Linked DNA regions of Homo sapiens: region 2 is linked to region 1. A link is a loop called in an ENCODE intact Hi-C map of the cell type or tissue named here. Cell type or tissue: PC-3. All regions are shown on one strand. Each heading gives the region's core, and the rest is flanking DNA. Links, peaks and the distances in the headings are about the cores only. Region 1 overlaps TRIM9 (tripartite motif containing 9). Region 2 holds the start of LOC400212 (a long non-coding RNA gene).

What was found. A loop is a pair of places that touch in the nucleus more often than their neighbours do. Peaks named below come from ENCODE experiments on the same cell type or tissue, not always from the same donor. Only the 100,000 strongest peaks of a DNase experiment are listed, where the experiment ranks them.
Region 2: a loop joins it to region 1, with 3 times the contacts of the local background. A loop is called at or near these places in 6 of 110 quality-filtered maps.

What each region holds. Positions count from the first base shown.
Region 1 is chr14:51,005,620-51,022,275 of GRCh38, reverse strand. It overlaps TRIM9 (tripartite motif containing 9), which reads left to right. Exons shown (of 13, transcript NM_001387360.1): 4 at 11,782-11,892; 5 at 13,043-13,196. Among named protein-coding and RNA genes, the nearest start is that of PYGL, 69 kb to the right of the region's middle. In PC-3, for the core only: no CTCF peak of the experiment used is centred there; DNase peaks (open chromatin) are centred at 7,455 and 7,965; H3K4me3 peaks cover 420 bases; H3K27ac peaks cover 1,872 bases.
Region 2 is chr14:50,947,260-50,963,915 of GRCh38, reverse strand. LOC400212 (a long non-coding RNA gene) reads left to right here and starts at 1,589. Exons shown (of 4, transcript NR_170195.1): 1 at 1,589-2,270; 2 at 6,700-8,062; 3 at 16,149-16,268. RefSeq lists a silencer at 1,711-2,005. In PC-3, for the core only: CTCF peaks have their summits at 7,982, 8,739 and 8,939 (motif pointing left); DNase peaks (open chromatin) are centred at 7,995, 8,315 and 8,885; H3K4me3 peaks cover 798 bases; H3K27ac peaks cover 1,658 bases.

The sequences.
Region 1 (16,656 bases), core at 3,335-11,334:
TTAACCCACTCCCAAGATAATAGCATTCGTCCATTCATGAAGGCAGGGGCCTCATGTCCTAATCACTCCTTAAAGGCTCCACCTCTTAATACTTTTATAATGGCAATTACATTTCAACATGGGTTTTGGAAGAGATATTCAAACCATAGCAATAAGTAAGTAAAATATGGAGTATATTAGTAAAAAGTGCTAAGAAAAATTCTAAAAGTAGGAAAAGAGGATGGTGAGTACTGGGGATAGGGGTGGAAATTTTGGATAGGGTGGCCATACACAGGCAAAAAAATGTGTTTTTGAATTGAAAAATAGAATCTGTACTTTCTAGAAAATGAGCATGATTTGTCTTAACTTCTCAAGTGAACTTTACAGTTGGAAGCTGTAAAGAATTTTGTCATGACATGGTGGAATCAACTGGCTATTAGAATGGGACCCTATTGGCAGGACTGGTCCTCCAGGAGACATCTGATATTCCATCTATCACCCCATTGGTGCAGGGCAACAAGATGTGAGAGGAAGGATGAATGCATGGGAAGAGCAAACCAGAAGGGGTCCAGCAGTAGACAATCAGCTGAGGCCCACACATGTGGCCAGCAGGCTTCAGAGTGGCTACTGGTGGGTGGTGGGTATGTGGTGTGCAGTGTTGATATGGCATTAGGATGAAGGGAGAAATGAGGTCTGGTCTTACGCTCATAGTGCTGGCAGGGGAGCAGGAGGAGGCAGGGACATGAAGGTGGTTCAGAAGGACTTCTGCCCTTATGGAGTTTACAGTTCAATGGAAGAGATAAGCTATACCCACAGCTGACTCCAACATAGGTACAGAGTGGGCTTCCAGGAGAGAGGTGCCCAATGTCATAGAAGTTTGACAGGGCAAAATTACTTGCAGTTAAAACGGTCACAGAGTACCTCAAGAGCTGGCACCTGAGCAGTCCAAATTGTAGGAAGTGTGTGTTAATGACCATTTACATTCCTACCTGCAGGAATCGGCAAAGCTGTCAGGGAAGAAGTGGGTGATTAGCACATGTGCACTGTGGTCTTGTTCCATCTGGTTAGGCCTGAGGACCAAGGGATGTTTTCTGTATCCAGCACCTGGCCTAACATTGCTAAAAAACTGTCACTATAGCCCTTCAATCTGAGCACCCTTCAGAAACCCAAAACTTTTATTGTTATAGCAGTCCTCAAAATATCATTCGAATCACATAGAACTGTATAAAATAAAACCACAAATGTCTTTGGGAAATGAAACTGAACAGTTTTCCCCGCTAAATAGTGGAACAACTATTTAAGTACCTAGCCATAACATTTTAACTTTCTTCTTAATGGAAATATCTCTTTTGAAACATTGCGAACACTTCCTGGCACTTTTTAACAGAACATGGTGAACAGTTTGCGACAGTCACATGGTGATGGTAGGGCAACTCCAGCCTTTCTATATGGGAGAGACATAAAGGCAGCAATCTGGAGGAGGAATTTTTTGATGATTGAGAATGCATCATTTATCCCTATCAAAGAATGGCAGAAGGCATGAGAAGCCCCGTTGCCCTCCTGCTTAGTGTTGCCTCTGCAGAACAGGACTGTGTGAAAATCAGTTAAGGACTGTGCTGTGGCTGCAGATGTCATTGCCCAGGAATGGCTTTCACGCATCGCTGGGATGCCACATCGCGTGACTATGTCCTCTTCCCTCCTCTGATGGTCCATCTGTACTGGCTAGGCTGCCCCAGCAGGGAATGCGGATGCATTTGGGGGCCACTGAGCAGAGGCAGCTGCCTGCCCTCATTCCACCCTGCCCAGGCTGGAGTTTCCTGCCCAGACCTCAAAGGACTGCAGAAACCAGAGACAGGTGGCTGGCTGTCCCCCATAGCAGCAAAGCTGTTCTGTCTTCTATCTCGAATGATTTGTTTTTCTGCTGTTTTCAGCTGATTATATCTGTCATTGCTTCCAAAAACAGCCACCAGTGCCACTCACACTGTCATGACCACTGATACAGGCCTCCACGGCTCGCTCGCTCTCCTCTCCCCCTGCCTTTTCCCTTTCTTGTCACTCTTGTTGCTACTCAGATTTGTGAGAAAAGACTGGCCTTTTATAGACATCACTTGCCAAGCACAGTACTTCTTTCTATCTTTGTTGGCTAACCCATCACTCACTGTCCTGCAGGGGTAATCTTATGTTCTTCCGCTTCCCTTTGGCTGAGTTCTCTGAGGGCCTGCTTTTTGCTGACAAAGAGAGGAGTTGTGTGTGTATTTTTCGGGCAACTCTCTCTCCTTGAGCAATCCAAAAAACTAGGAATGCTGGAAAGTGAGTGTGTACTTACGCAGTCTTTATAATCTACTCATGTCCCTCTCTGAAAGCACTGATTGCTTGAACAGATTTAATAGTTCTGGTTCTGAGGCAAGATGGAACTGAGTGGTAAAGAGCCCAGGTTCTGTGTCATAGAGGCTGGGGTGAGAGGACACACTTTCTCACTTACTAGGTTTCTCATCTTGAGCAAGTCTGTGGCTCAAAAGTTTATTTCATCTGTGTGTAAAATAAGGCTGGAAGTGGTACCTCATAGGGCATTGCAAAGCACTTAGCACAATCTTTAATGTATATTAACTGTTATTGTTGTGATTGAGAGAGAATGACTGGAAATATGGTTTCATTCAACACCCTGAAGAAGAGTTTCCAGGGGCTTGTTTTCTATGATACCATAATTCATAGCCTAGAATTAGCTCATACACTGGTGTTATTATCCATGAACCTGGGAGATTCTTTAGTGGCATGAGTTCATAATTGATCATTGTATAAAATAGTTCACAAAGTTTGATGAGCTAAAAAAAAGCAAAAAAGCTTTGGAGACATATGCAGATGTGGACATGTTTGAGGGAAACTGTTTGAAATGTAAATTATAGTTAATACTACTCTGTGGTTTGATAAGATGCTGGGAGCCAAATATCTATTTTCAGAATGTGGTGAACTAATGCGAATGTCAGAAAGCTACTGAGGGAAGAAGTGTTTTTGAGCTTCCAATAAAAATATTACTAACTCATATTTGGAACTACTTGGGCAGTATTCCAACAGTGAGCAGAGCACACTGGACCTCCAGGTTTCTTGTCTTGGTCTGTCCATTGTGTTAACATCCTTCCCAGGTCTGCTTTAGCTGAAGAAAGCCTACATTTCCTATCTGTGCTCCTCACAGGGAATTTATGACAACACTTAAACTAAATTGTGCCATTAATGAAATCTATGCTTTCTTCAGAAACTTTACATATGCCACTTTCTCTTGATAAGCCCAAAGACATATCTGAAAATTATTTGTTGTTTATGTAACATTCACAATTTGACATAACCCTGAAATTGTCTTAAATGTGTTCTCTCTAATATTTTAGAATGAATTCACACATTGAATAGTAAGAGGCGATATGTATTTTCTTGATTACCTTTGAACTCTAAGATAATCTGAAAGAAAAAAAATGTTACAGTTATTCCAAATGATTCTGGGGAAAAATTCTAGCTTTCAGTTTCCATGTGTGGTTGGTAAATTTAACATACCAACAAAATTACTCAGCGAGGATGCTGAGGGCTGATGAGAAAGCTTACCATGTTGCGCAGTCTTCATATTAATATTTACTGAGGGCCTCCGTGTGCCCATTGTAGCTATCTGTAGAATGCTTGATTTTGAGGCCTAGTGTAATCTATGAGTTTTGTTAGAATAATTATCATTCTTTTCACCATTATCTTTGTTATTATTTACCATGTATTGCCTGTTATGATCCCATTATGTTTGCCAAAAATTAATTATATCACGTATTAAGAACACAAATTTACGTTACGGATATTATTGGCATATGAACTGCTTACTGCAGCTATTTTGCCATCGTTTTATGACAGGCAAATAATCCTTTGATTCAGATGAGAGAGAGGAAAGAAAGAAAGAAAGGGGGGAGGGAGGAAGGATAGAAAGAAGGAAGGAAAGAAGGAAAGAAAAAAGGGAGGGAGGAGGGAAGGAAGGAAGGAAGGCAGGCAGGCAGGCAGGCCATCCCAGCTCACAAAAAAATTAAAAATAATTAGATACTATTTGACTGGCTACAGTCATTACTAGAAAAAAAAAGCAACTAATTCAAGCCAAGAACCACCTCAATCCCTGTAAAATTAATGACAAAGAACTCAGTTATTCCATTACAATGAAGACATTTGGAAAAATTAGGCACACTGGAACAACTTGAAGCTTTCAACTGCCCTCAGCAGAAGTCTGTAGAAGCCAATTCTAATTATTTAACCACAATTATGATTGATTACAAGCCCATCATGAATGATGAATTCCTTTCAGAGTTTCATTTGGCATATTTTGCAGTCTTCTGCTTCCCACCACATAGGAGCAAAAATCACAAGAGAGACTGTATGGGATAGGGTGCCCAGGCTACCCATGGAATCACGAGGAAGCCCCATACACAGCTGGAGTTCCTCTAAGTTAGAAATCACACCCCTGAACAGCCCCCCCACTCACTTTGGCAATGCCAATCAAAGTCAGTCTCAGAGCTTCCTTAGTACTCTTTGCTTCAACCCAGATATGGGTGACACCTCTTACCTCCAGAAGGCACCTAACTCATACTTTGAGGAGATGGAGTAATCCACTATACCTTGCTACACTTCACATGCTACAAAACATCATACTGCTTCACTCTTATTGCAACCCACCTTCAGTGGTAAATGTTCTCCTGTGTGGTTGGGACTGCCCAATATGCTTCTCTCTCCCAATGTCTTGAATTTCTTCTTTTATTAACTTCTCTGTACGAGGATACAGTATTCTATACATTAAGAGCATGCTTTGCATATTCCACTCCATGTTTATTGGTAAGGCATTGGTGATATTCACACTTCTAGAATAGAAATTTCACAGCTTTACTGTTAAAAATCTCAAGACTTCCTAAAAACAGGTGTGTGTTTTATTTAAAGGCCTAAATGATCCTTTTCTCGATTAAAACCGCAAAGCCTCAGACTTGCCTTTGAAGTGATTAGTTTGCCAGTGTGGGTAAATTAATAACATTAGTATAGAAGGTGGTATCAAGAGAACGGGGAAAATATTTGCCTTAAACTATGAGGGAGAGTGGTGGCATGTGAGAAATTTAAAATGCTCTTTTTTAAGTTAAATGCTGTAAGTTTTAGTGAACGTGACAATGAAATGGTAGATAATGTTCTACTCTTGGAAAAAACAAGAGAATTCTTTATTTTGTCAGAAAGATCTAACAGCCAAAGCACTTCCCCTTTAATTCACACAGTTAATTCAAAGCATCAGTTGGTCATCATGCTTTAGGACACAATGGGACACATAGAAACTCCCTCCTGATCAAAAGGACGCATGGAGAACAAACACTTCAAACTTGCATCTTAAAAGTACAGTCAGCCCTCCATATCCATGGGTTTTGCATCCATGAATTCAACCAACAATGGATTGAAAATATTCGGAAACAAAAGTCTCTCCTGAACATGTACAGACTTTTTTCTTACTATTCCTTAAACCACTGGTCCCCAGCCTCTTTGGCACCAGGGAGCAGTTTCATGGAAGACAGTTGTTTTCCATGGAGTACAACTGTCTCCTCAGTGTCTGTGGGGGATTGATTCCACGATTCCCTGCAGATACCAAAATCCACAGATGCTCAAATCCCTGATATAAAATGGCATAGTATCATTAATGTTATGTTATTAGTAATAATTAAATTATGTTATTAGTATTAATATAATTAATATGCTAATAATAACATAATGTTATTGTGTTATTAATGATATGTTATTATTAATATTATTATTAGAGAGAGAGAGCTGCAGGGGGGTAGGGGGTGGGGGGGAATGGTTCTGGGATGAAACTGTTCCACCTCAGATCATCAGGCATTAGATTCTCATAAGGAGCGGGCAACCTAGATCCCTTGCATGCGCAGTTCACAGTAGGGTTCCTGCTCCTGTGAGAATCTAATGCCGCTGCTGATCTGAAAGGAGGTGGCCGCCGCTCACCTCCTGCTGTGCAGCCCGGTTTCTAACAGGCCACGGACCAGTGCCAGTCCACGGCCCGGGGGTTGAGGACCCCTGCCCTTGCCTAAACAATACAATATAATACCTATTTACATTGTATTAGGTATTACAAATAATCTAGAGATGATTTAAAGTATATAAGAGGATGTGCATAGGTAATATGCCAGTACCATGCCATTTTATATCAGGGACTTGAGCATCTGTGGATTTTGGCATCCTCAGGGAATCGTGGAATCAATCCCCCACAGATACTGAGGAGACAACTGTACCGGACCTTAAACAAAAAGGATTAAAGGATTACCTTATGCTTGGGGGAAATTGTTTTAAACTATAATGGGAAGGCATAGCTTATATTTAAGAAAGAACTTTTTGAAATAGTAGAGAAAGAATGTTAGTGTTTACTTAGGCTGCAGTTCATTAGTGATATCCCATCAAAACCTATGATGAGAGAGAGTACTATAGGAAAAAGCACTGGCCAGGTGTGGTGGCTCACGCCTGTAATCCCAATGCTTTGGGGGGCCAAGGCTGGAGGATCACTTGACACCAAGAGCAGCCTGGATGACATGGTGAAACCCCATCTCTACCAAAAATATACACATTAGCCAGGTGGGGTAGCATGTGCCTGTAGTCCCAGCTACCAGGGAGGCTGAGATGGGAAGATCACTTGAGCCCAGGAGGTTGAGGCTGTGGTAAACTGTGAGTGTGCCACCACACTCAGCCTGGGTGACAGAGGGAGACCCTATCTAAAAAAAAAAAAAAAAAAAAAAAAAAAAGAAAAGTAAAGAAAGAAAAAAGCATTTATTTAAAAAAGATAAAGAAAAATTTTAAAAGAACCACATGTAAAATGGAGAGGTAAATGGAGGTGGGGGAAGGTGTCAAGGTCATGGTTGGGTTAAGCATGAAATTCTCCTAATTAACCTCAGGTCTTGCTTCTGGTTGTGTCACATGAACTGCCTGGAGGAAGGAGATTGGTCTGTTAGTGATGGGAATGTAATTGTGAACAGGCAGGACAAAATTTTACCTGTGTATTGTGTACTCTCTCCTGAGTTGCTCTGTGCTACTGACAATGTCTGAGAATTCAAAGAGACACAACAGTCCTTCAGACTCTCCTTTAACCAGTAGATATCAGTGTCATATCCTGACCCAAGAAATGACCTTTATAAATTTGCCACTTAACAAAATAAAACTGTTCAAATGATCAATAGACACTTGCCATCCAGAACAGATGGTGGCTCCGCTGATAAAATTTTAAAAGCCTTCTCTGAAACTGTGGACTGCAGATTAATTCACTGTCCTGTGGGAGCTGGTTTAGGCTTTAGTGCAGATGAAAGCAGGAAGACTGTTCTCCTAGGCCCTGTTTGTGTCCTTCCTGCAACTTGCCCTGTCCCTGAGAAAAGGACCTCTTGAATCCAGCCCACTGCATACGTGATGCCAAGGGGTTCTCTGGCACATCAGAGCCAAAGCACGGAAATGTGTCATTCAAAGACAACAGTGAGGTGGCCTGGCTTCCAGGAATCATTTTCTATGAAAAACTCAATGTAGAAATAAATGATCACAAAATGTGGTATGAGTAACGCAAGTTGAAGAAGATAGCAAGTAAGAGAGTTGATAAAGACAACTAGAGAGAAAGTATTTATACTCTTAAAAGATCTGATTTAAGGTAATCTGCCTGATTTCTATAATGTGGGAAATCTTGCTAAATTAATTCAGAAACTCTAAGTTAATTACAGGGCACCCAAAATGCTTCTTTGGGAACCCCATAGTTTAATTTTTCGCAGTGATTTTATCACAAGCTATTGTGATCATTGTGAATGGTTGATTAAAATGTAAAAAAGGTGGACCAAAATCAACTGTAGCGAGAGTGAGGGATTGAGAGCCAGGAACTCAAGAATATTGAGTCCTTCCAAGGAGCTTGAGTCATAGAATGCAGGAGCCAATTGCAAACCCCTGCTGAAACTCCCCGGCTCTTTGGCAGTGCAACAATTAAGCTTCTTAAGAGTCAGCAGAGAGCCCCAGCACTCAGATAGCTCCTTCAGCACCCAATAAACCATGCTTGATAAGGAAATTTATAGAAGCAAATGTGGAATTTTATGAGGACTGAGTAATGTATTTATTTCAGTACATGAATGCATCATTGAACTGAATCCTCTGGAAAGGAAACACAACAATTCAGTCTATTTTATCTCAAAAGCAGACTGACTCTGGGTTATAGTGCTCAGATTTGATCTGTCCTTATTATTCGGACTTCCAGTACCTGTAGTCAAGGGCAGATGTCATTTGGATGATGAAATGATGACTGTGGAGGTGTCTGCTACCTGGCAGCACCAATACACTGGCTACCAAAATATAAAAATGTCATCCTGGAAACAAGTTAGTTCAGCCTCATACAGCAGAGGGGAATAGCATATTAGCTGTAGGTCACCTCTCTTTAATTTTTAAATGTTTTACTTGTGGGGTTTTCCTCCCCAAGAAATGGAAGCCTAACCTTCCTGTTATTTTATGAATAAAAAATAAAATAATTTGTATTCATTGAGCCCAGACCAACATATGGTGGTGGTGGTTGTCAGGCATACTGGATGTCAGAAGAAAATAAATCAACCAGTGAATTTTAAATTTGATCCCCCCAAAACTCACAAAAATAATCTTTCCATCAGAGTTGGTTCCTTTCACCAGTGACAATAAAGAGATTTTAAATCCTACATTTTATTTTCCTTTTTAATTATTATTAAAAGTTAAAAAGCAGTAACAAATCATCTATCAGAAAATTGGGCGATGTAAATAAACAATCTTGAAAAAGAAGGACAAATTTGAAGTTCTTACATTTCCTAACTTCAAACCTTATTATAAAGCGACAATAATCAAAATAGTGGATACTGGCATAAAGACAGATATATAGACCACTGTAATAGAATAGAATCCAGAAATAAACTCTTACATACTTGCTCAAATGATTTTTCACAAGGTGCTAAGACTATCCAATGGGAAAAAGGCAGTGTTTTTAATAAGTGGTGTGGGGAAAATTGGATATCCACATGCAAAAAAAAAAAAAAAATGAAGTTAGACACTTACCTAACTCCATATCCAAAAATGACCTCATAACAGATCAAAGAACTAAATACAAAACCTAAAACTATAAACTCCTGGGAGAGAACACAGGGGGAACCCTTTGGGACACTGGAATTGGCAATGATTTCTCAGATATGACACCAAAAGCAAAGGAAACAAAAGAAAATATAGGTAAGTTGGAAATAGTTGTGTCTCAAAGGACACAAGGAGTGAAAAGGCAACCCACCCAACAGTATGAAATATTTGAAAATCATATATCTGATAAGAGACTGATATCCAGAATATATAAAGAACTCCTACAACTCAACAACAAAAACACCCAATTTTAAAAATGGGCAAAGACCTGATTAGCAGCGAGGGTACACAAACAGCCGATAAACGTATGAAAAGATGCTCAGCATCACCAGTCATTAGGGAAATGCAAATTGAAACCACAATGAGATACCACTTTATACATTTACGATGGCTATATTTTTAAAAATCAGAAAATAATAAGTGTGGGCGAGGATGTGGAGAAATTGGAACCCTTGTGCATTGCTGTGGGAATGTAAAATGGTACAGCTGCCATGGAAAACAGTATGGTGATCCCTCAAAAAATTAAACATAGCATTGCCACATGATCCAGCAACTCCACTTCTGGGTATAATACCCCAAAGAAGTGAAAGCGGAGACTTACAAAGATATTTGTACACTCGTGTTTATAATCACTTTATTCACAGTAGCCAAAAGTATTCATCAATGGGTGAATGGATAAACAAAATGCGATATACATACATCAGAGTATTATTTGTTCTTAAGATGAAAATGTTGACACATGCTACAACATGGTTGAATCTCAAAGACATTATGCTAAGTGAAATAAGCCAGTCACAAAAGGACAAATATTATATGATTGCACTTATGTAAGAGGTTCTTAGCATAGTGAAATTCATAGAGAAAGGAAGTAGAATGGCGGTTGCCAGGGGCTGGGAGGAAGGGGAAATGGGGATGTTGTTTAATGGGTTTAGAGTTTCAATTTGGGAAGATGAAAAAGTTCTGGAGATGGATGGTGGTGATAGTTGCACAATAGTGTGAAAGTACTTAATGCCACGGAATTACACACTTGAAAATGGTTACAGTGGAAAATGTCATGCTGTGTATATTTTGCCACAATAACACATTAAGAACAAAAAAATCAGAAATAATGAATGAATGAGTTGTCAAAATATTAGATAGAAATTTAATGCCCAATAATAAGAGAACAGGAATGATTAAGCAAATTAAGATTACCCACTCAATGGGATATTTTTGTAACCATTGGTTGTGGCAACATGAAAACTGCCTGTGATACAGTATTAAGTTGGGGGAAAGGGAAGGTAAAATTGTCATATACAATGACTGCAACGATAAATAAGTCTGATTCCAGAGAAAAACTAAAAAGAAATGTCAAAGTACTTTAAAAATTTACACTAGAATGATAAGAGTATTTGCTTTTTCTCATCTATTTCCTGATTGTTTTGGAAAGTGGATGAAATAATATTTAATGGAAAATAAATTTATAACCAAAAATGAAAAGAAGGAACAAGGAACATTTTAAAATAATTATTATTAGATTCTCTTTTGGCTATTATCCATAAAATCCAAAACACTAGATGTATTTTAGGCTTTTGCAAAGTAGTATAAATATTGGGGATGTGAGTAGTTATGGTTCCTGGAAAACCCTTCTTCAATTTTACGCTTCAAAAACCATTCAAAGATAGCTGCAGTGTAGTCCCAGCTACTTGGAGACTGAGATAGGAGGATTACTTCAGCCCAGGAATTCAAGACCAGCTTGGGCAACATGGGAGGACCCCATCTTTGGAAATAAAAAAATATATAGGCATTCAAGATTTGGGTTACTGAGCAGAGGACACAAATGACAAATGCCTCTGAAGAAAAAAACTGTTCAAGGAATGTCATGCATTCATCACCAAGCACAGACAGCTTCTTAGAAGCAGAAACCGCTTGCTCAGAGAGATGCCTATTTAGGTTAAAGCAGACTCACAGCTTGGCAAATGAGCAGCCTTTACAACTGCTCTCCAAATGAGGCAGTGGTTTCAGTGGGTTATTCTTAAAACTTAATTCTGCATCCGTCTTCTTTCTTCAGCTTTTCATTAGCTCATTACCTCTCCCAAGCTCCACCTTGGCCTTCCAGGTCCCCCACCATCCACGCAAGGAAAAAGATGCAGAACAATTGACCGTGGGGCTGTGGGGAGGGGCAGGAAGGGAAAGGAACTGGGTTCAGATGGTGATGTCTGCTCTTTACAAGTAAAGTAGAGGGCACTGAAGGTGGACAGTGTCACCAAGCACAGCTGCAGCAGCATCTTGGGGAACTATAGCTCCTCCACAGACCCCCCAGCAAACATCGCTCAGCAGAGTCAGCTTCACAGAAAAGTGCAGGGCAAAGTGACCTTTGGAAGGTGTTCGTTGATGCACCAAGGTCACCAGATCTAGGGTTCCAAGATCTACCTGCCTTCCCTTCTGATGGGTCCTGTTACCAATTTCCTTTGATAATCTTATCCCATCTGTCTTCCAGAGCCCTTATCCCCAGCAGACACTGCCAGAAAATATTCTCATAAATTTAGTTCCATTCCAGAATGGAATGGATTCTGGTTTGAAGAAGCTTTCCAATGGTCCAGTTTGCTTCTCTTCTACCCTCTGCCATCTTGGACTGTTCTGTTGTTTTTTTTTTAATCCTAGGTGGTTCGAGATCAGATCTCTCACTGCACAGTGAAATTGCGCCAGACCACAGGTCTCATGGAGTACTGCTTGGAGGTGATTAAGGAAAATGATCCTAGTGGTTTTTTGCAGGTAAGAGTTAACTAGTTTCTGCGTCAGATTCTAAATGTCCCATAGGACATAGTCTAGGATGCTTAAGTCAGACTTCCAACAGCCCTGGGTGGGCCTGTGTCCCTCAATAACAGAACCTACCTCACACTGCAGTGTACATGGAAGTAAGTGCCGGCTAAATAAACTCCACTGACTTCCCGGAAGTCTCTGGCACCATGTACTACAAGTCTGAGAGGTCCATGGGCTTTTTTCTTTTTCTTTTTCTTTTTTTTTTCGCTTCTTTTTCTTCTTTTGTTTAATCATGAAAACATAATTCTCTGTAAGTTCTTTCAAAGTGGAGTTATTGCCTTGCCCAAGAATTCGGTCCTTATTCATTAATATCTCTTGGGCAGTTTTGTCAGATGTCTAAGTGTCTAAGTTTGTAAGATGTCTACCTTCTTGACACCTTCTGCTGGCCAGAAAGTCAGTGATTTCTCAAATGCAGAGATTTCTCATTCTTCAGTGTTAATTGTTTTAGTGAGATGCTATGGTGTAAGCTGGATTTTACTTAAGCTTTGATCCCAATGATAAGGAACCTTTTGTTAAGGAACATGTAGATCTCTTCCAAGTCACACTCTACTAAACTGGCTAAGAGTGACAGAAAGCGATTGAATATAAGAAATGAAAGAGCTTTCTACCAAAGAATACAGTGATAATCACATGAAGATGATGTGCTTAAAATGTGAGAAATTCCATGTGCACCCTCACTAAACTATTTTATGAAACTCATTTCCAAGTCTTTATAGGATACCCACACTTTAAATTAGAAGGGTTGAGCTATTGATTCTAATAGAAATTAACTAGTTTCCAACATACCATCCTTTAAAGTTGTTGGCATTTAGTAAATCTGTCATAAATAGCATGATCATATATTCAGATTTGTCTAATAAATCAGTTAACACCTGCTAATTATTTATAGTGCCCCCCAACTCACAAAAGTGTTCAGATTTGCTTGATGAATTGTGAGTCACCCTAGTCCTAATGGGGTGTTCCTCACCAACAGCACTGAGGCAGTCAGAGTATGAGTCCTCAAGGCAGTTTGGGAGTAATGCTCCTGGAGAGCCAAGGGGCAGTGTTGTGTTTCAAGTGTGGTGGTGTATTTCTTAGGCTGTGGTCCTCTTTATCTGATTAGATTTCTGACGCCCTCATAAGAAGAGTGCACCTGACTGAGGATCAGTGGGGTAAAGGCACACTCACTCCAAGGATGACCACGGACTTTGACTTGAGTCTGGACAACAGCCCTCTGCTGCAATCCATCCACCAGCTGGATTTCGTGCAAGTGAAAGGTATGTCCTTGCATCCCCCAAGTCAGAGAGCAACATCCTGAGTGGATGCTGGTGCTTGAAGCAGGATCAGTACCCCTTTGGCTAATGTAACAAGAATATGGAGTGGCTTCTAACTTATGTAATGAAAATGTATCCTTATAAATGTGTGACCTACCTTTCAGCAAGCTGGATAAATTCAGATCAACTCAATGCTTGCCTCTTTGAGAGTCTTAGAGATTTCAAGTGCTCAGCACCAGAGAACAGCTGACACAAAAAGAGGAAAGCAGAGAGAGAAAGAGATCATCACAATACATAAATAAAATCTTGGTACAGAAAGGAATCCAGAAATATTGATATAAATCAGGGGAGTCCAGAATTGAAATGATTGCTTCCACATGGATAGAGATAGTAAGCAAATGGTTGAGCATGGATCAGTGGGAATTTGAGAGGATCACAGTTGGCCTGCCAATACTGGCAGAAAAATGCAAGCCTGGAAGGAAAATGGAAATTTGATATAAACTTTAAAATTTGATTATGTGATTAAGGGATATGGCAAGGTCTCTTTGAGATTCTGGGTGGGGGCTGAAAATATTTTAAGGAAAACAACTCTTTCAAAGAAAAATAACAACTCAAGCCAACCATGCAACAACATTTTTATGGCAGTGTAATACCCATTTGAAAAATATTTCTTTTTAACTGTTTCTTTTGAAATACACAAGAAGTTACAAAAATAGTAAGAAGTTTTGTTCATCTTTTACCCAGCTTGCTTTGATGGTTACATCTTGTAGCTATAACATAATATCAAAACCAGGAAGTTGACACTTAACAGTGTGTGTGTGTATAGTTCCATGCCATCTTATCCTATGTACAGATTCCTATAATCACCACTGCATCGGGATACAGAATGAAGATCTCCCTCCTGCCACCCCTTTAAAGTCATAGCCCTCCCCTCCACCAACTCTAATCTCTGGAAACCCCTAATCTTTTCTCCATCTCTATAGTTTTGTCATTTGCTGATTTTTTAGATTGAAATTGATTTGCTCTTTGCAACTCCTGATTTAAGCATCCATATAGTAAATGACTCTTAGCATTCAGTGCTTTAAAAGGTTTGTTTCTTAAGAAAAATCTACCTGTATGCTTTTATCAAAGAGAGATTATATAAGGCGGTAAGTCTTAGGGCTGTCTACTTAGGGTCCACATGATGCAGTTAAATGCGTTCCTGTACTTGGTATGTGTACATCTCTCAGCCTTTTAATGGATTTTTGCTCTCTCTTATTTTGTCCTTTTTTTTTTTTTTTTTGGTTTAATATGTGTTGCTTTGGGAAGATGGCTTCAAAAATTTTTGAAATAGTGTATAGATTGGAAATAAGTATGCTTTGTTACAGTAAGAAAAATGTTTAGCATTTATTGAGTGCTAACCAAACCAGACATTCTCCAAAGTGTTCTACGTATAACTCATTTTATTCTCATAACCCTAGTAGACAGTTGAAGAAACTGGGGCACAGGAAGACTGGGTTACTTGCCTGAGCTCCCACAGCTAGTGAGTGGCAAGGCCAGGATTCAAAGTCAGGGAGCATGGCTAGAGAACCAACTCCTACAACTTCTAGTTTGTGCTGTAAAGCTGGTGCCACACTGAGCCACTTCTTCAGGGAATAAGTGAATTCATCTCTTAATATTAACAAATCTACATTTTTGTTGCAGAAATTCTTTCTTGCTGTTTAAAAAAATATTTTTAATACCAGTGTGGTAGCCTGTAAAATAAACCCATCCTTAATAAAATATAGAGCCCCAGATAAATCCCCCTGGATCAGCCTCTCTCTATTCCCAATTCTTTCAATGAGATAAAAATCACTGAAGGGTATGTCACAAGTAGCTTAAAGGAAAAAATATGTCACAAAAGAGCAATAGAAAGGCTTTTGGTGAAAGAGGAAAAAATGAGCTAACCCAATTAGCCTCAGTGAGGGGGCAGGAGGAGGAGGCAGTTAGAGGGTAAAAGCCTCAGGGTTTTGAAATGCTTTAATCATCTGTCAAAATCCTCTCCTCCCCCATTCATTGCCCTCCTGAGTCATGTCCATCTGCTCACGGTGGAGTCCAGGCCAGTTGGCAGGATGGTAGAGATTGAGCTGGAGTGAACAGGCCCTTCACTGGGTATGGGAACTGCGAGTTCATGCTCTCTGCATCACAGACCACATTTCTAAAGCACTGTCACTTGGCCACTTAGGACTGCGCACAAAAGTAAGAGGGACAAGGCTGTTTGTCCAGTCTGTTCAAGTCTGCACACACAGCAGAGAATACCAAGTATTCTCAGGGCCAAAACGCAGAACCCTCTCCCAGCACAAATCCATCTGAAACCACACAAAAAACAGAACAATGATTCATGAAGTTAACCTAACAGGCCATTTGGTATAATACTGGATTATAGTCTTCCATTTTCATTTTCTTTTTTAACACTTTGTCTAATTTAATTTACTTCTGATTATTATCACTCTGCCTGGTTAATTTATATGCTTTGCTTTGTGCTCATTGAGTTTAATTAATTCAGTGAGAGCCTAGCCTTCTTTAGAATCTGAATAATTTTCATCTGTCAGATGCTTGCGATGGAAAGAAAAAGCCAAAGGTCATGACACAATAGAACTTGATTGGCTGGAGTTCAGACTTCTATTGGCCTCTGTAATATCTGTTAATATATACACAACTCTTCCTGTTGTGGCGTTCATCTTCTTATTTTTTAAAGATATTCTTTGTCAGTTTAATAAACTGCCCTTTCACAACTTGTCAGTAAAAAATATGTCAAGAAACTGCACCTCAAAGAAAGAAGTAGCATTTGGAGTGGTATTAAAGTAATCCGTCCATTGTGAAACTAACAATACATGTAATCCAATATGTATTTTCTAATTGTGCTAAGTTGATTACAGGAGGAAGTTAAAATATTTTCAAATTTACTTAAAGTATGCATTTAAAGTTCTGACTCAAAATCATAACTAAAATATCTGTTTACTTCTTGACTCAGAATTTTATCAAACATCTCTGGTTTCAAAAGCTCATCATAGACGCCATTGTTGTTGCCGTTGTTTTTGTTGTTGTTGTTGATAAAAAAGAAAGTAGGTTTGCAGTTGGCTTTTACGTATTTTCACTCAGACCAGCTGCTATTCAGCAAGAATGCACTATCTAAAGTTTTACTCTCTTATTAGCTACGGATTTAACTGACCCATTCTGATTCCACACCACCCTCAAGCAATGGGATCAATCTGGAGAAGGCTGGTACCTTTTTTCAAATATCCCTAAATTGTAATGGCACGTTTTCTGGTTGTATTTTGATTAGAAAATCATCTTACCCTCTTTCCAGAAAACTGGAAGTGGCATTTGGTCTTTCAGACTTTTCTTTTATAGAAAACAACATATTAAGTTTTGTCTTCTACTTTTATTAGAGAGTAATTAAAAAAACATTTTCCACTTAATTCTAAGGTTGTATGATCAGCTC
Region 2 (16,656 bases), core at 5,849-13,848, 61 kb after region 1:
TGGGACCACAGACACCCGCCATCATGCCCAACTAATTTTTGTATTTTTAGTAGAGACAGGTTTTCGCCATGCTGGCCAGGCTGGTCTCGAACTCCTGACCTCAGGTGATTCGCCCACCTCAGCCTCCCAAAGTGCTGGGATTACGGGAGTGAGCCACCATACCCAGCCCTGGGGCCTTCACTCTTAACCATACTTTCCACATAGCAGAGAAGCACGAATCCACACATTCCCCAGCGAGCTGCTCCATCCCTTCCGTCCTCATATGCAAAGCTGTTCCACTTGGGATTTGGAGTAACAAATTAAAATTCCAGTTTTGTGTGTATTTTGTGGGTCCTCAAACATAGATTTGAATGATTTTCAAGTTTTAAATTGTGTTTAGCAGTAATTTATGTGAATATGCATTACCTGGAGGCAGAGACCATGTCTTCTTCAATATGACTCCATGCACCTATTGTTCCCTGTAAGCTGTTCCATGTGCACGTGAACAAACCAACCACAACTGCCCATGCACACACCTCTAATACTAAATACTGAGCAATGCTTCTCAGCTCCATCTGCTCACTACACTGGCATGTATGGCTTAAAGAAGATGTTATCAACTGGGATCAAAGAGTGGCTTTGGAGGAGAGGGAAGTCAGTCTTTCTCCCCCATTTGCTGGAATAGATTGAAATGGTTTATGTCCAGGACCTGAAGAAATTTTGATAGAGAACTGGTCTCCCTGCAAGCTGGCCCTGGCCCTCCCAGAGGATCACCAAGATGGTATAAAAGAGACTCTTCTGAGTAGGGTCTTAGTCCCCACCAAGTGTCCTGGAGGACAGTGAACAAGGCCAACCTCAGGCAAAGCTCTCAAGTAAGCCAGGTGCCTCTCTGGCACCCCCTCACTTTACTTTCTGTGCCCGAAAATTCTCACCAGGAATACAGTATCCGAAGTGTGGAAAGCTTCCGATACTGCAGCTTACCCCATGCCTCCAGAGCCATCCTCAGCTCAATCTCTTTTCTGTTTCCTCAATTAAATCTCCCAGTCTTCAATGTTCAGGCCATTGCTGATCAAGGTAATAATCTCTAATACAATTTCTTACAACTTCCCACTAAGAAACCCATTTGAGCTTCTTAAAATTTAGAAGTTTCAATAGCATTAGAAATCCTGTCAACCACTTGACAGGGCATACATGAAAGGGTCATAAATGCAAAGTGGACCCCAAATGCCAAAGGAGCCAAGACACCAAAGAATGAGGCAGACAAATTCAGTCTGTTGATATAAAGTGATTTATTGGGGGCTGGGTATGGTGGCTCATGCCTGTAATCCAGCACTTTGGGAGGCCGAGGTGGGCAGATCACTTGAGGTCAGGAGTTTGAGACCAGCATGGCCAACATGGGGAAACCCCATCTCTATAAAGATAAAAAAATTAGCCGGGCATGATGGCATGTGCCTGTAGTCCCAGCTACTCAGAAGGCTGAAGCAGGAGAATTGCTTGAACCTAGGAGGCGGAGGTGGCAGTGAGCTGAGATCGCACCACTGCTCTCCAGCCTGGGTGATGAAGTGAGACTCTGTCTCAAAAAATAAAAATAAAATAAATTGATTTATTGGGGGGAACTTACAAACAGAAGCTTGGTCTTAGGCAGCTGGCTACAAGACAGGTAAATCTCTGCACTGCAATCGCCCAGACCCAGGATGTGTATCTTGAGGAAAAAGTATCTATACTCTGGAAGGAATATGTAGGTGGCTATAAGCATCACAGCCTATGATTTCTACAACATTATCAAGGGTTGTTTTGAGGGAAACTTACAATGAATAACTGTTCCTACATAAACAGTAATACATCACCTAGACATTTTGGAGGCATTCCCAGACTTGGGGTTAGTCAGCAGATTAGCATTTAAAATAAAGTCACTTATGTCCCTACTAGTGCCTAAAAAGCATTTAGATCAATGTCAGCATAAAGGAGACTGGACTGCAAAACAGAACTGTGTGCAAAGGGAATTTGTTGAAATAAACAGGCTGCACCCTCTGGGACAGAGAAGCATGGTCACCTGGGAAGGAGAGAAAAGGGAGCTTGGGTCACTCCAGTATCAGCAGCCAGCTCAGAAATGTAGACCTGCACAAAATAATACCCAGGCAGCTATGAGAATATCTGTTGCAGCCAAGAGGGCACCCTGCCTTCTCTTTTCATATCCAGTGAAGACTGTCCCTCTCCGTGACACCATGGCTGGAGGAAGTGGATACACCGTGCCTGCTGCATCTGAGGGCTGAAATGCAAGATCTTCAAAGGTCAGCCATGTTCAGGGCATTTTGCTCACATTCTTGAGGACAAAAATTATGCTTCTCGGTGTAGCAGAACAAAAGAGGGGAGTTGAGAGTAAAATGGCTAGAAGGATGGGAATTTTTAAGTTCCAGCCATTGCTGCATTGAGAACACCAGAAGGGTGTTTTCAGAAAAAAAACTGCTTATTTTCTTCTCCCTGCCTGCTTTTGTTTTTAAAATGTTTTAATGGAACCTCTGATTATGCAAAAGGAAAACTCCAGCCCAGCTCAGCAGAGATGACTGAGATAATGTGGAACTAAATTTTTCTGTGCAGTAATTCATCTTTGTGCAGATAGCATCTGGCAATGGAGGCTGGTTGTTTTCTTCTTTCTTTTTCTTTTTTTTTTGAGACAGAGTCTCGCTCTGTCGCCCAGGCTGGAGTGCAGTGGCGCAATCTTGGCTCATTGCAACCTCTGCCTCCCAGGTTCAAGTGATTCTGGTACCTCAACCTCCTGAGCAACTGGGATTATAGGTGCCCACCACCACACTCAGCTCATTTTTTTGTATTTTTAGTAGAGACGGGGTTTCACCATGTTGGTCAGGCTGGTCTTGAACTCCTGGGCTCAAGCGAGCCACTCGCCTCTGCCTCCCAAAGTGCTTGGATTACAGGCGTGAGCCACTGCACCCGGCCTGGTTGGTTTCATTTTAAGGTACTCCTTTTTGCTCCTGCCAAGCTCAGAGATTGCAGTTGGAGTTCTCAAGACAAGAGGACATGGTAAAAGCCATTCTGCTCCAAAACAATGGTCAGCAGAAACATGGAAGCAGAGTAAGACCCAAGGAAAGAAACAGCCAGTAATGAATTCCCTTGGACAGTGTTTGTCTAATGGACTTTGGGTGCAAGGATGTCTGATATCCAATTTTAAGGCATTTCCTGCTCTGTGAGATTATTCTCTTCCCTTACCTCCCTCCTTGCCAAGTTTTTGAAAAGGCTTCTTTAATTTATATAGACCAATGTCAGTCTTTTTTTAATTTTATTTATTAATTTATTTATTTTTAGATGGAATCTGGCTCTGTCACCCAGGCTGGAGTACAGTGGTGCGATCTCGGCTCACCTGCAACCTCCGCCTCCTGGGTTCAAGCGATTCTTCCGCCTCAGCCTCCTGAGTAGTTGGAACTACAGGTGTGCACCACCACGCCCGGCTAATTTTTGTATTTTTAGTAGACACGGGGTTTCCCCATGTTGGCCAGGCTGGTCTCGAACTCCTGACCTCATGATCTGCCAGCCTTAGCCTCCCAAAGTGCTGGGATTACAGGCATGAGCCACTGCGCCCAGCCTAAACCAGTGTCAGTCTTAAGTGAAAAGTGCTTGTATGATTGAGACTAAGTGATTTGGGGATTGGTGAGTAAGCCAATATGGGCAGAGTTGATTGTGAATAAACCAATGCCCAAACAACACATTTCCTCTAATATTTCTCCTACTCAAAGAGTTATATGCCCAACTTTATCCTAAGGGCCTTTGTGAAAGTAGAGGTAATGACTCATCTGGTAACTTAATTTCCTAGTGGGTCATCATTTCAAGGGCCCCCAAGACCACCCTCATGTTTAGTGATTTGCTAGAAGGATTCAAAGGACTCAGAAGTAAATGTATTCACAGTTACAGTTTCTTGCAGCGAGAGGACACAAAGCAAAACCAGCAAAAGCAAAATCAGATACAAAGCAAAATCAGCTACAAAGCAAAATCAGCACATGGGGCAAAGCCCAAAGGAAACCAGACATAAGCTTCCAGGGTCCTCCCAGTAAAATGGCACAGGATGCACTTAACAGAGCCTACGGTTTTTATTGGGGACTGGTCATAGAAACCCTCTGCCTAGCACATATAAAATTTCAGACTTCCAGCAGGACAGTGGTATTCAGCATAAACCATATTGTTTGTACAAACAGTCTAGGCACAGTAAACCATCCTTATCAATTACGGAATGGTAGGAAGACTCCTGAAAGCCAAGTTCCCAGATGCTAGCCGTGGGTCAACCTTGCAAGTAGGCCTTTCTGAGGTCTGCTGTCTCAGGGCTGCTATGTTAGCTCTTTTTCATTACAGTCACCCAGAGATCCCCCTCTGCAGCTTCTCCATCACCACCACTGACCTTAGAGTTGTTCTGGATTCTGTTGTATAAGTTATGGTCTTGGAGACCCTATAAAGGACTGCAGGATTTCTGGTTCTGTTCAGTTTTGCCATCTATACACAAGAAGTTCTCAGAAACATATGTGTTGAACAAATGAGCTGTTTAAAAAAAAAGGGGTGCTTTAAAAACTGAAAAAAATACTCCAAAATATTAAGAAGGGATGATGTTATTACGTATAACTTTTATTTCTATTTGTATATGCTTTCCAAATTTTCTAGAATAAACACATTCTATTTTTATTATTAGAAAATAAGTAAAACAAATATTAGTTTCCAACAAATCTGCTAAACGATGCTCCTGCAGATTAGATGCCCAATCCGCAAGGTTGAGCCAAGATCCACTGGATAACTTTGACCCCCCAGGGATATTTTTAGCCACAGACATTCTGAGTGAGGCCCACATCACAAAGCGTTTGTTTCTTAGGACCCAGACTTAGTGTTGCTCCTTTTCATACAGTCTTCATAGCTTAAGCTCATGAAACACGGTGGTCAATGCTTACAACAAACTTGCCAACTTATTAAATAAAAAATTAGAAGATTCACTGATTTTTCCTGGTTTCTAGTGGTAATGGCTACAAACTATGAGTGCCACAATCAGCTTTTAACCATCTGCACAGATAGGAAGAAAATTTTTTAATTAAAAATTACTTTCCAAGCCTATTGTCCTGGGGTTAATATTAATAATTAGTTTGCAGGATGAGGCATTCTAAAAAGATTCTAGATAGCAGTAAAAAACTATCCTGCAAGTTTTTATATCTGTCATGAGCAATGAAATGGTTTATATTGTTACCACTTATTATAACTTATGATAACTAATCAAGATTCGACATTAATAAATAACATAAATACATAAATAAAATTATCAGTACCCAGCTACTCTAAATAATGTCATCCCTCTTTCTTTCTGGATTTCTAGTCAAATTCACTTTCTTCATTACTTCAAATACTTTACTTCTAAAGAACAGTACATCTGTACCCAAACAACATTTTTCACATACAGAAGAAAATGCATTAAAACTTATATATCAGATCTAGCAGTTATATTTCCAACAGAAATGAGGACATGCATGCAATAAAAAACATATACAGGCCAGGCATGGTAGCTCATGCCTGTGATCCCAACACTTCAGGAGGCCAAGGTGGGTGGATTGCTTGAGCCCAGGAGTTCAAGACCAGCCTGGGCAATTTGGTAAAACCCCATCGCCACGAAAAATACAAAAAATTAGCTGGATGTGGTGGTGCATGCCTATAATCTCAGTTACTCAGGAGTCTGAGGCATGAGAATGGCTTGAACCCAGGAGGTGGAGGTTGCAATGAGCTGAGATCACACCACTGCACTCTAGCCTGGGCAACAGAATGAGACTGTCTTGAAACAAAACAAAACACGTACAAATAGGTTTATGGCAGCTTTGTTCATGATAACTCCAAACTGGGTGCAACCCAAATGTCCATCAGCAGCAAAATGGATATATAAAATTGTGCTTTGGGAGGCCGAGGCGGGCAGACTGCGAGGAAAGGAGATTGAGACCATCTTGGCTAACACGGTGAAACCCCGTCTCTACCAAAAATACAAAAAATTAGCTGGGCGTGCACACCTGTAGTCCCAGCTACTCAGGAGGCTGAGGCAGGAGAACCGCTTGAACCCTGGAGGCGGAGGTTGCAGTGAGCCAAAATCGTGCCACTGCATTCCAGCCTGGGCAACAGAGCGAGACTCCATCTCAAAAAAAAAGTGCTACATTAATATAATGGAATACTACATAATGATGAAAATGTAAGAAATTTGGCAAGAACATAAATGAAACTTACAATGTTGAGTAAATGAAGTCAGACAAATAGAGACATACTGTATAATTCCATTTATACAAAGTTTAAAACTGGCAAAAGTAATCTGCCATATTGGAAATCAGGGTAGCAATCACCCTTAGGAGACAGTGACAGGAAGCAGGCACAGGAGGGGCTTCTGAGCTGCTCATAATGTTCTGTAGCTCAGTCTGGCTACGGAGCATGAGTCATCATCCATTTGGAGAAATTCATTGCGACGCAAACTTAAGATTTCCACACATTTTAATAAGTATGTTTTACTGATAGAAAAATATTACCCTCTCCAAAAAAGAGGGTTTACAAAGAGCTTACACATAAAAAGACATCATTTATTAAAGTTCTTTTAGCCTCTTCCTCTCCCTCTCCCTCTCCCTCTCCCTCTCCCTCCCCACGGTCTCCCTCTCCCTCTCTCTCCACGGTCTCCCTCTCCCTCTCCCTCTCCCTCTCTCTCCACAGTCTCCCTCTGATGCCGAGCCGAGGCTGGACTGTACTGCCGCCATCTCCGCTCACTGCAACCTCCCTGCCTGATTCTCCTGCCTCAGCCTGCCGAGTGCCTGGGATTGCAGGCGCGCGCCGCCACGCCTGACTGGTTTTTGTATTTTTTGGTGGAGACGGGGTTTCGCGGTGTTGGCCGGGCTGGTCTCCAGCTCCTGACCGCGAGTGATCTGCCCGCCTCAGCCTCCCGAGGTGCCGGGATTGCAGACTGAGTCTCGCTCACTCAGTGCTCAATGTTGCCCAGGCTGGAGTGCAGTGGCGTGATCTCGGCTCGCTACAACCTTCACCTCCCAGCCGCCTGCCTTGGCCTCCCAAAGTGCCGAGATTGCAGCCTCTGCCCGGCCGCCACCCCGTCTGGGAAGTGAGGAGCGTCTCTGCCCGGCCACCCATCGTCTGAGATGTGGGGAGCGCCTCTGCCCCGCCACCCATCGTCTGGGATGTGGGGAGCGCCTCTGCCCCGCCACGACCCCGTCTGGGAACTGAGGAGTGTCTCTGCCCGACCGCCACCCCGTCTGGGAGGTGAGGAGCGTCTCTGCCCGGCCGCCCTGTCTGAGAAGTGAGGAGCCCCTCCGCCCGGCAGCCACCCCATCTGGGAAGTGAGGAGAGTCTCCGCCCGGCAGCCGCCCCGTCCGGGAGGTGGGGGGCAACTCCGCCTGGCCGACGCCCCGTCTGGGAGGTGGGGGGCGCCTCTGCCCGGCTGCCACCCCGTCTGGGAGGTGTACCCAACAGCTCATTGAGAACGGGCCAGGATGACGATGGCGGTTTTGTCGAATAGAAAAGGGGGAAATGTGGGGAAAAGAAAGATAAATCAGATTGTTACTGTGTCTGTGTAGAAAGAAGTAGACAGAGGAGACTCTATTTTGTTCTGTACTAAGAAAAATTCTTCTGCCTTGGGAAAAAAAAATAAAGTTCTTTTAGTAAATGTTTGAAAACTCTGATAACTTGACATATATATATATATATATATATATATATATATATATATATATACACACACACACACACATATACACACATATATGAGATGTGAGATGTGCATATGTGGTGAATATGTGTGAAAGAGAGATGCATACCTCTCCAGTTCCCCTGAGTCTTTGAATCAGAGGGCATTCCATTAACTCCAACACAAATGCCAGTAGTTCTCACTCCCATTTGTCTCACCAAACCTCCAACTATCATGTCCTGTATTTCTAGGAGTCTCCAGGAGGTGTCTCCATGTGCTGCTCCCAGTCCTGCTGGCCACGCCCTGCCCCACTGGTCATCACAGTTCATCCAGATCCTCCTCTAAGATACAAGAGAATGACTCACTTCTTCCAGTTAGATGGTATGATGCTGTTTCTGAGTCTGAGTATTTTCTACAAAGCTTGGTGAGAAAATTCTTTCAGGGTTTGCTGACAGCCCTCTACATCCACAGGGTATACAGGCTTCTAGGTAGCTGGACCAGGGAACAGAATCCAGAAACTGCTACCATGCCATAGTCAGACTTACTGCTCCCCTCTGACAACTAAGGCTTCTTCCTGGGTGAAGTGAATCAGCAGACTCCTGCCCTTAGGGTGAGTTCTCACCCAGGAAGCTTCTCAGCCCTCACAGCTTGCTAGACATGTCCGCATACATCTAAATCCCAGCAGGGGGTGTGATCTGACATCTTTCCCAGATGGCTCCACCTCCCCTAGGCACATAGAGTTCGCCCAGGCCTGTCTTACCAGTTCACAGGTGTGCCCAGACAGGCCTGAAACCCTGTGCTGGACCCCAGCACCGCTCCCTCTACTTCACGACCCTAATCCTGTAAGCTCATGTGGTTCACTGGGAGGCCCAAGCCACCAGCACATCAAACTTTGAGTGTTCTTTAAATCTATCATAAGAATGTTGAAACCCCATACTTTTTTATAATTTTTAAATTTCTCCAATTTATCAGAATAATTTTTTTCTTTGGATTTCAGTGTATTTACATCTAAGATTTTAAAATGGAGAAAATGCCATCTCTTTATGCTCTGTCTAGAGTGATAAAAATAATCCATTTTTATTTATCTTCTTCAGATTATGGGTCATTTTCTCACAGGGTTTTGGTGCATAAATATCTGGAACAAAGAAAGGGAAATGAAGCAGTGATTAAAATTGCAGTCACATCCTGCTGAACCATTCACTAGCCTATGATGTGGAGTTCAAATGGTGAATTCTTCCACCTGCTGGTATCAGCCTGTCTCTGCAATTCACACATCAACTCCCTAAAAAACATAAAATGAAAATTCTGAGTGGGGAGAAATTTTACATTTTCATCTTAAGCTGGAAACGTATTATGACTCAATGACTGAGAAACTATCATTCAATGAGGTGGAGAAGGAAATGGAACTTCTAGGAAGATAGAGAAATGGCTGTTATCATTTGGTTTCTAGACAAATGCAAGATGTTCTTTTCTTCCTGTGACCTCAGATACCACCTAAGATCTGGGCTACTTGTTTTTTCTTTAGCATAGTCTGCCTTGTACCTTAATGCGAATATGGTGCCTTGAAGTAGTTTAAAGGTTCTGGGTAAGGCAGATGCCATGAACTGAATTGTTTTACCATTGGCAGCGAGCACAGTACCTTGTACACAGTGAGTACCCATTCAATGATCGCATTGTTGATATCCCAAGTTGGCTAATGCCCAGTTCTTCTTTCATGACCCTACAGGAGTCCTATAGTCATGGTTGTAAAAACTGGGTCAGGGTGTAAAACAGCCATTCCTGCAGTAAGTATAGGGACTTGTACTTAAAGGTAAGACCAGAAGCAGGAAAATAAAGAGAAGAGGTGGTTCTCAGAAGATAGGATCCTGGGGAGACAAGGTGTTTTGTTATTCTACAGTCAGTTTGGTTCACTGTTAAGTGTCCAGCACAATGCTGGACTCATAGTAGGTACTTAACAAATATTTTCCTAATAAATCAATAAATTAGAAACATTGAATTTGAAAAACAGAGGTAGGTTATGCTATGCAAAGCTATGCTCAATGAACTATAATCTATTTAATACAAGAAATGCAAAAAGAAAAGCCCTCATTTGTATATGAGATCAGCCTACAGTATATCCTCAGACTCCCAGCCTCCATCCTAGGAAATATTAAGTGAAAGGGAAGTTATTTTCTTCCGGCATTTCTATATGTTTTAAGCTAACACGTGTTATCCTTCACTATCTAAGCACCTTACTAGTTAGAACTTTAACGATGGATAAACAGCTTAGAGAAGTTAAAGTATTTGGCATTTGAGAATTTGGGGTTTGTGATTCCTTAGGTTTACCCCCATAAGGGAACAAAACTCTAAAATTCAATAATATTTTTTATAGAAGCCTATATGTTTTATATAGTTAAAGCCTGCAATTAATCAATCATGTACAAAGGGCAAGTCAAAATGTGGGCTCAATGGAGGGTTTGCATTACAAAGACCCTGAGACAAGGCAGCAAAGAGGCTGTCCCTTGTGCACATTGCATCATGATTATCTGCTGAAACCCTGTGCTTAGCACACTTTTCACTTCCTTTCCTTGGTCAGGATTTGTTCATATCTCTTTGCAAAATTGTCCAGAATTACTCTCCTCATTTGCTCCCATACAAAGGTGAAAGCTTGGCTAGGCATGGTGGCTCACGCCTGTAATCCCAGCACTTTAGGAGGCTCAGGTGGGTGGATAATCTGAGGTCAGGAGTTCAAGACCAGCCTGGCCAACATGGCGAAACCCCATCTCTACTACAAATACAAAAATTAGCTGGGTGTGGTGGTATGCACCTGTAATCCCAGCTACTTGGGAGGCTGAGGCAGGAGAATCGCTTGAACCTGGGAAGCAGAAGTTGCAGCGAGCCAAGATCGTACCATTGCACTCCAGACTGGGCAACAAGAGCAAAACTCTGTCTCAAAACAAACAAAAAACAAAGGTGAAAGCTTTTTCTGGAACATGTCTTATTGCATTAGTAATAACTCCAGTGGGCAATGCAAATACAAACAGCGTATAAACTCAGATGTGCAAGGAATGCAGTGTTTCATGTGTCTGTGTGAAGAGACCACAAACAGGCTTTGTGTGAGCAACAAGGCTGTTTATTTCACCTGGGTACAGGTGGGCTGAGTCTGAAAAAGGAGTCAGCAAAGGGTGGTGGGATTATCATTAGTTCTTACAGGTTTGGGGATAGGCGGTGGAGTTAGGAGCAATGTTTTGGGGGCAGGAGTGGATCTCACAAAGTACATTCTCAAGGGTGGGGAGAATTACAAAGAACCTTCTTATGGGTGGGGGAGATTATAAAGAACCTTCCTAAGGGTGAGGGAGATTACAAAGTACATTGATCAGTTAGGTTGTGGCAGAAATAAATCACAATGGTGAAATGTCATCAGTTAAGGCTATTTTCACTTTTTTTATGGATCTTCAGTTGCTTCAAGCCATCTGGATGTATACGTGCGGGTCACTGGGGATATGATGGCTTAGCTTAGGCTCAGAGGCCTGACATGCAGCTTTATATTTTTTGTATTAGTTTAACTGCTTTTTCTTGTTTTGTTTTTTTGAGGTAGAGTCTTATTCTGTTGCCAGGCTAGAGTGAGTGCAGTGGCACCATCTCGGCTCACTACAACCTCTGCCTCCCAGATTCAAGTGATTCTCATGCCTCAGCTTCCCAAATAGCTAGAACTACAGGCGTGCACCACCATACCCAGATAATTTTTGTATTTTTAGTAGAGATGGGGTTTTGCCCTGTTGCCAAGGGTCGTCTCAAACTCCTGGCCTCAAGCAATCCACTGGCCTCAGCCTCCCAAATTGCTGGGATTACAGCTGTGAACCACCTTGCCCTGGCCTGTAACAGTTTCAGTTTAACTTCTAATGTAAGCTCTCATTCCTCCAGGGAAGAAATTTGATCTCAAATTCAGTCAACCAGTCTATTCAACTGAGGACCCCTCAGCAGGGGTTCCCTGTGCTAAGGCCCTGGTGGCAGTAGCCAGTGGAGAGAAGGCTCTAGCCTTGATACCTCTCCCTTGGGTATTCTCTGAATCAGTCTTCAGCGCTGGGGATTTGGTCAATGGCTGCCCTGCGCCTCCCTGGGGATGAGGAGCCTTTGTGAACCTTGTCCAAGCCCTGACTACTGAGACCCTCCAGGCAGTCACTTCCTCGCTGGGCTCTTCTCAGGAAGCAGAGCAAAGTCCTGGGCACTTCTCAGATACTCAGCCTGCCTGGGATTTCTGCTACCTGATCAAGGAAGCCAGCTCCAGGATCCTGACTCCAAGACCAGTGATGTCTCTACTCCCCACACCTCCATGTCATCTTCTCATTACTGCCCCACTTTCCTCAGACCCTTGCCCTCACTCTTAATGTGTCTCCTGAATGTTAATTTGGAGTTCAAAACCAGGAAGGCTCACATCTTCCTCAGAGATTATAAGCACCTCAAGTGCTACAGCAGCTCCCCAAGGGAGATAGGGAAAAAGTAAACCATCAGGAGAAAATCAAAACACTGGTTAATATGTCAAAATATAATCCCAACCCAGAAGTTTCCATCTTAATAATGCTTTTACCATTTCCTGGCACTTCTCCACTCATATCTCTTTTGAGCTTAGCCATCTTTTTTTTTTTTTTTTTTTTTGAGACAGAGTCTCACTTTGTTGCCTGGGTTGGAGTAAGTGGTGCGATCTCAGCTCACTGCAACCTCCGTCTCCAGGGTACAAGCGATTCTCCTGCCTCAGCCTCCCGAGTAGCTGGGATTACAGGCGCCCGCCACTATGCCCAGCGAATTTTTTGTATTTTTAGTAGAGATGGGGTTTCACCATGTTGGCCAAGCTGGTCTCGAACTCCTGACCTCGTGATTCACCTGCTTTGGCCTCCCAAAGTGCTGGGATAACAGGCGTGAGCCACCGCACCCAGCCGAACTTAGCCATTTTATGGACTGAGAAGGACAGAGATCTTTGTCCTTACTTTGCAGAAGTTGAAATCAAGGCACTAAGTGATTCTGCAATCTCAGCATATTCCACAATAGGCATATGAAGGCTGTCAGTGATTTGAGGGAGAGGAAGAAGACAGGCTGGAAGTATTTCCATCTTTTCAGGAACTCCCACTGGACTATGCCTAAGAATTCAAACTACTGTATCAATGAGCAAATCAAATATGACAGGACCTGAAAGTGTCAGGAACATCCGCTTGTTTCAAGACAAGCCAAATATACTCAGGTAACGAGTAAATGGTCACTGTCACAGCCAATTATAGAGATGGCAATGCAGTCAGCTGCATTGTCTGCAGACACTAAGGGAATTCAAAAGTAAAATAAATCTGGGTTCTCAGTCATCTTTCCTTTTCTTTTCCTTTTTTTCTTTTTCTTTTTATTTATTTATTATTATTATACTTTAAGTTTTAGGGTACATGTGCACAATGTGCAGGTTAGTTACATATGTATACATGTGCCATGCTGGTGCACTGCACCCACTAACTTGTCATCTAGCATTAGATATATCTCCCAATGCTATCCCTCCCCACTTCCCCCACCCCACAACAGTCCCCAGAGTGTGATGTTCCCCTTCCTGTGTCTATGTGTTCTTATTGTTCAATTCCCACCTATGAGTGAGAATATGCGGTGTTTGGTTTTTTGTTCTTGCGATAGTTTACTGAGAATGATGATTTCCAATTTCATCCATGTCCCTACAAAGGATATGAACTCATCATTTTTTATGGCTGCATAGTATTCCATGGTGTATATGTGCCACATTTTCTTAATCCAGTCTATCATTGTTGGACATTTGGGTTGGTTCCAAGACTTTGCTATTGTGAATAATGCCGCAATAAACATACATGTACATGTGTCTTTATAGCAGCATGATTTATAGTCCTTTGGGTATATACCCAGTAATGGGATGGCTGGGTCAAATGGTATTTGTAGTTCTAGATCCCTGAGGAATCGCCACACTGACTTCCACAATGGTTGAACTAGTTTACAGTCCCACCAACAGTGTAAAAATGTTCCTATTTCTCCACATCCTCTCCAGCACCTGTTGTTTCCTGACTTTGTAATGATTGCCATTCTAACTGGTGTGAAATGGTATCTCATTGTGGTTTTGATTTGCATTTCTCTGATGGCCAGTGATGGTGAGCATTTATTCATGTCTTCTTTTGAGAAGTGTCTGTTCATGTCCTTTGCCCACTTTTTGATGGGGTTGTTTGTTTTTTTCTTGTAAATTTGTTTGAGTTCATTGTAGATTCTGGATATTAGCCCTTTGTCAGATGAGTAGGTTGCGAAAATGTTCTCCCATTTTGTAGGCTGCCTGTTCACTCTGATGGTAGTTTCTTTTGCTGTGCAGAAGCTCTTTAGTTTAATTAGATCCCATTTGTCAATTTTGGCTTTTGTTGCCATTGCTTTTGGTGTTTTAGACATGAAGTCCTTGCCCATGCCTGTGTCCTGAATGGTAATGCCTAGGTTTTCTTCTAGGGTTTTTATGGTTTTAGGTCTAACGTTTAAGTCTTTAATCCATCTTGAATTGATTTTTGTACAAGGTGTAAGGAAGAGATCCAGTTTCAGCTTTCTACATATGGCTAGCCAGTTTTCCCAGCACCATTTATTAAATAGGGAATCCTTTCCCCATTGCTTGTTTTTCTCAGGTTTGTCAAAGATCAGATAGTTGTAGATATGCGGCGTTATTTCTGAGGGCTCTGTTCTGTTCCATTGATCTATATCTCTGTTTTGGTACCAGTACCATGCTGTTTTGGTTACTGTAGCCTTGTAGTATAGTTTGAAGTCAGGTAGTGTGATGCCTCCAGCTTTGTTCTTTTGGCTCAGAATTGACTCGCTCTGTCACCCAGGCTGGGAGTGCAGTGTGGCGATCTCAGCTCACTGCAAGCTCCGCCTCCTGGGTTCACGCCATTCTCCTGCCTCAGCCTCCCAAGTAGCTAGGACTACAGGCACCCGCCATCACGCTTGGCTAATTGTTTTTGTATTTTTTAGTAGAGACGGGGTTTCACCATGTTAGCCAGGATGGTCTCGATCTCCTGACCTCGTGATCCACCCACCTCGGCCTCCCAAAGTGCTGGGATTACAGGTGTGAGCCACCGCACCTGGCCCTCAGTCATCTTTCTAAATATTTGAAACAGCGGAGCCTGGATAACAACCTTGGTTAACAGATTCATACATTAAATATGCTGAGTGCAGTGTACTCAAATTCCCTCATTGAGCATAAAGCTCAGCCCATGGTTTACACCACCCCTTTCCAGAGTGTTAGTGACCTGTCTGTGGGGCCACTGTGGACCTCTGGCATTTCCCTAGATTGCAGAACTGATTAGAAGATGGTCAAAAACCAATAAACAGTACAAAACAGGCCGGGCGCGGTGGCTCACGCCTATAATCCCAGTACTTTGGGAGGCCGAGACGGGTGAATTACCTGAGGTCAGGAGTCTGAGACCAGCCTGACCAGCATGGTGAAACCCCCCTCTCTACTAAAAATACAAAATCTAGCCAGGCATGGTGGCGCACGTCTGTAATCCCAGCTATTCAAGAGGGTGGGGCAGGAGAATCACTTGAACCTGGGAGGCAAAAGTTGCACTGAGCCAAGATGGCGCCATTGCACTCCAGCCTGGGTGACAAGAGCGAGATTCCGCCTCAAAAAAAAACAAACAAAACAAAACAAGTGAGTAGGGTAATAGGTTAGCTGAGATGCAGTCAGAATTCAGGTTTACTTAACAGATCACAAATCCTGTTTCAGGGGAGGAGAAACAACATTAAGGGATTTGAAAACCTCTTCCATCACTTACTGGTGAGGTGATCTTGAGCAAGCTACTCACCTTCTCTAAGCCTCGATTTCCTCATCTGTGAAATGGAAAGAAAAACAGAACTTGTCCCACAGAGCTGATGAGAAGATTAAATGAGTAATGCACATTATGGGCCTTGCCAGAGTCCTTGGAAAATGCTAGTTGCCGTTTTGATAATCTGAAAGTGGTATGCCACCACAATAGGCCCTGCTTTGAAACATAGTGGGTATTAATCTGTATTTGTTTATCTCATATCTTTCTGTGGTGGTCACTAGAAAGGACCTCATAGATGCCCCAAGCTGCAGGAAGCATAACCGACCCAGGGCTCCAGATAGCCCTGCAGAGGCCATGCCTCCGGGAGGATGATCCCACCAATGACCGAGCAGAGTACCGTGGACTCCTGACAGCAGATGCCCTCCAGAACTGCCCAGCAGCACTGCTGGATCTTCCTGGGACTACAGGGCTGTCTGAGATATGCCCTTCTACCCTTCCCTCTCTCTCCCCTTCACTCTAGGTCACACTGGCATCACAGTCTGATGCTCTCTCTGGCTAGCACTCCCCGTTTTTCCCTCCCACAAGCATTTACCCCAGTAAAAAATCTTAACATGTTTAATCCTGTTTTAGCTTCTGCTTCTCTGAAGACCCGAACTAACACACTACTTTCTCATGTTTTTTTGTATTTCCAACAGTGGGAAACTTACACTTGTCCTATGAGTTCTGGACTGTTTGTTCAGCTACTTACAAACGCCATTTCGTTACAGCAGCCACGGGGAAGCAGTGGATGAGAAGCAGGAATAATATAGGCCATTGTGAGTAAGGCTGCTATAAACATGTGAGCCACTGAAATCTGATACTTTTTCAGGGATCCATAGTTTCTGGTTCTTTCTGGTCAAGAGAGGCTAAAGGAAAGGTTTTTAAAGATATTAATTTTCTTAGTCAAGTAACTTAACCTCTCAAGGCCTCAGTGTCCTAGACTAGCACAGAACAAGCAGATGAAACAAAGTTTATATCAGAATGTCAACTGAAAAAGTATCATTTACCATAAATGGAAGATAATTGTATTAAATTCTAGTTAGATGCTAAAACTTCAAGAACTTTTAGAGTCTGTACCTGCATTCTGTTAAAAATATAGATTAAAAAATGCTAACATGTTAACACAAAGGACTTTCCAGAAAGACTTAAAGAAAAGTGAAAGGG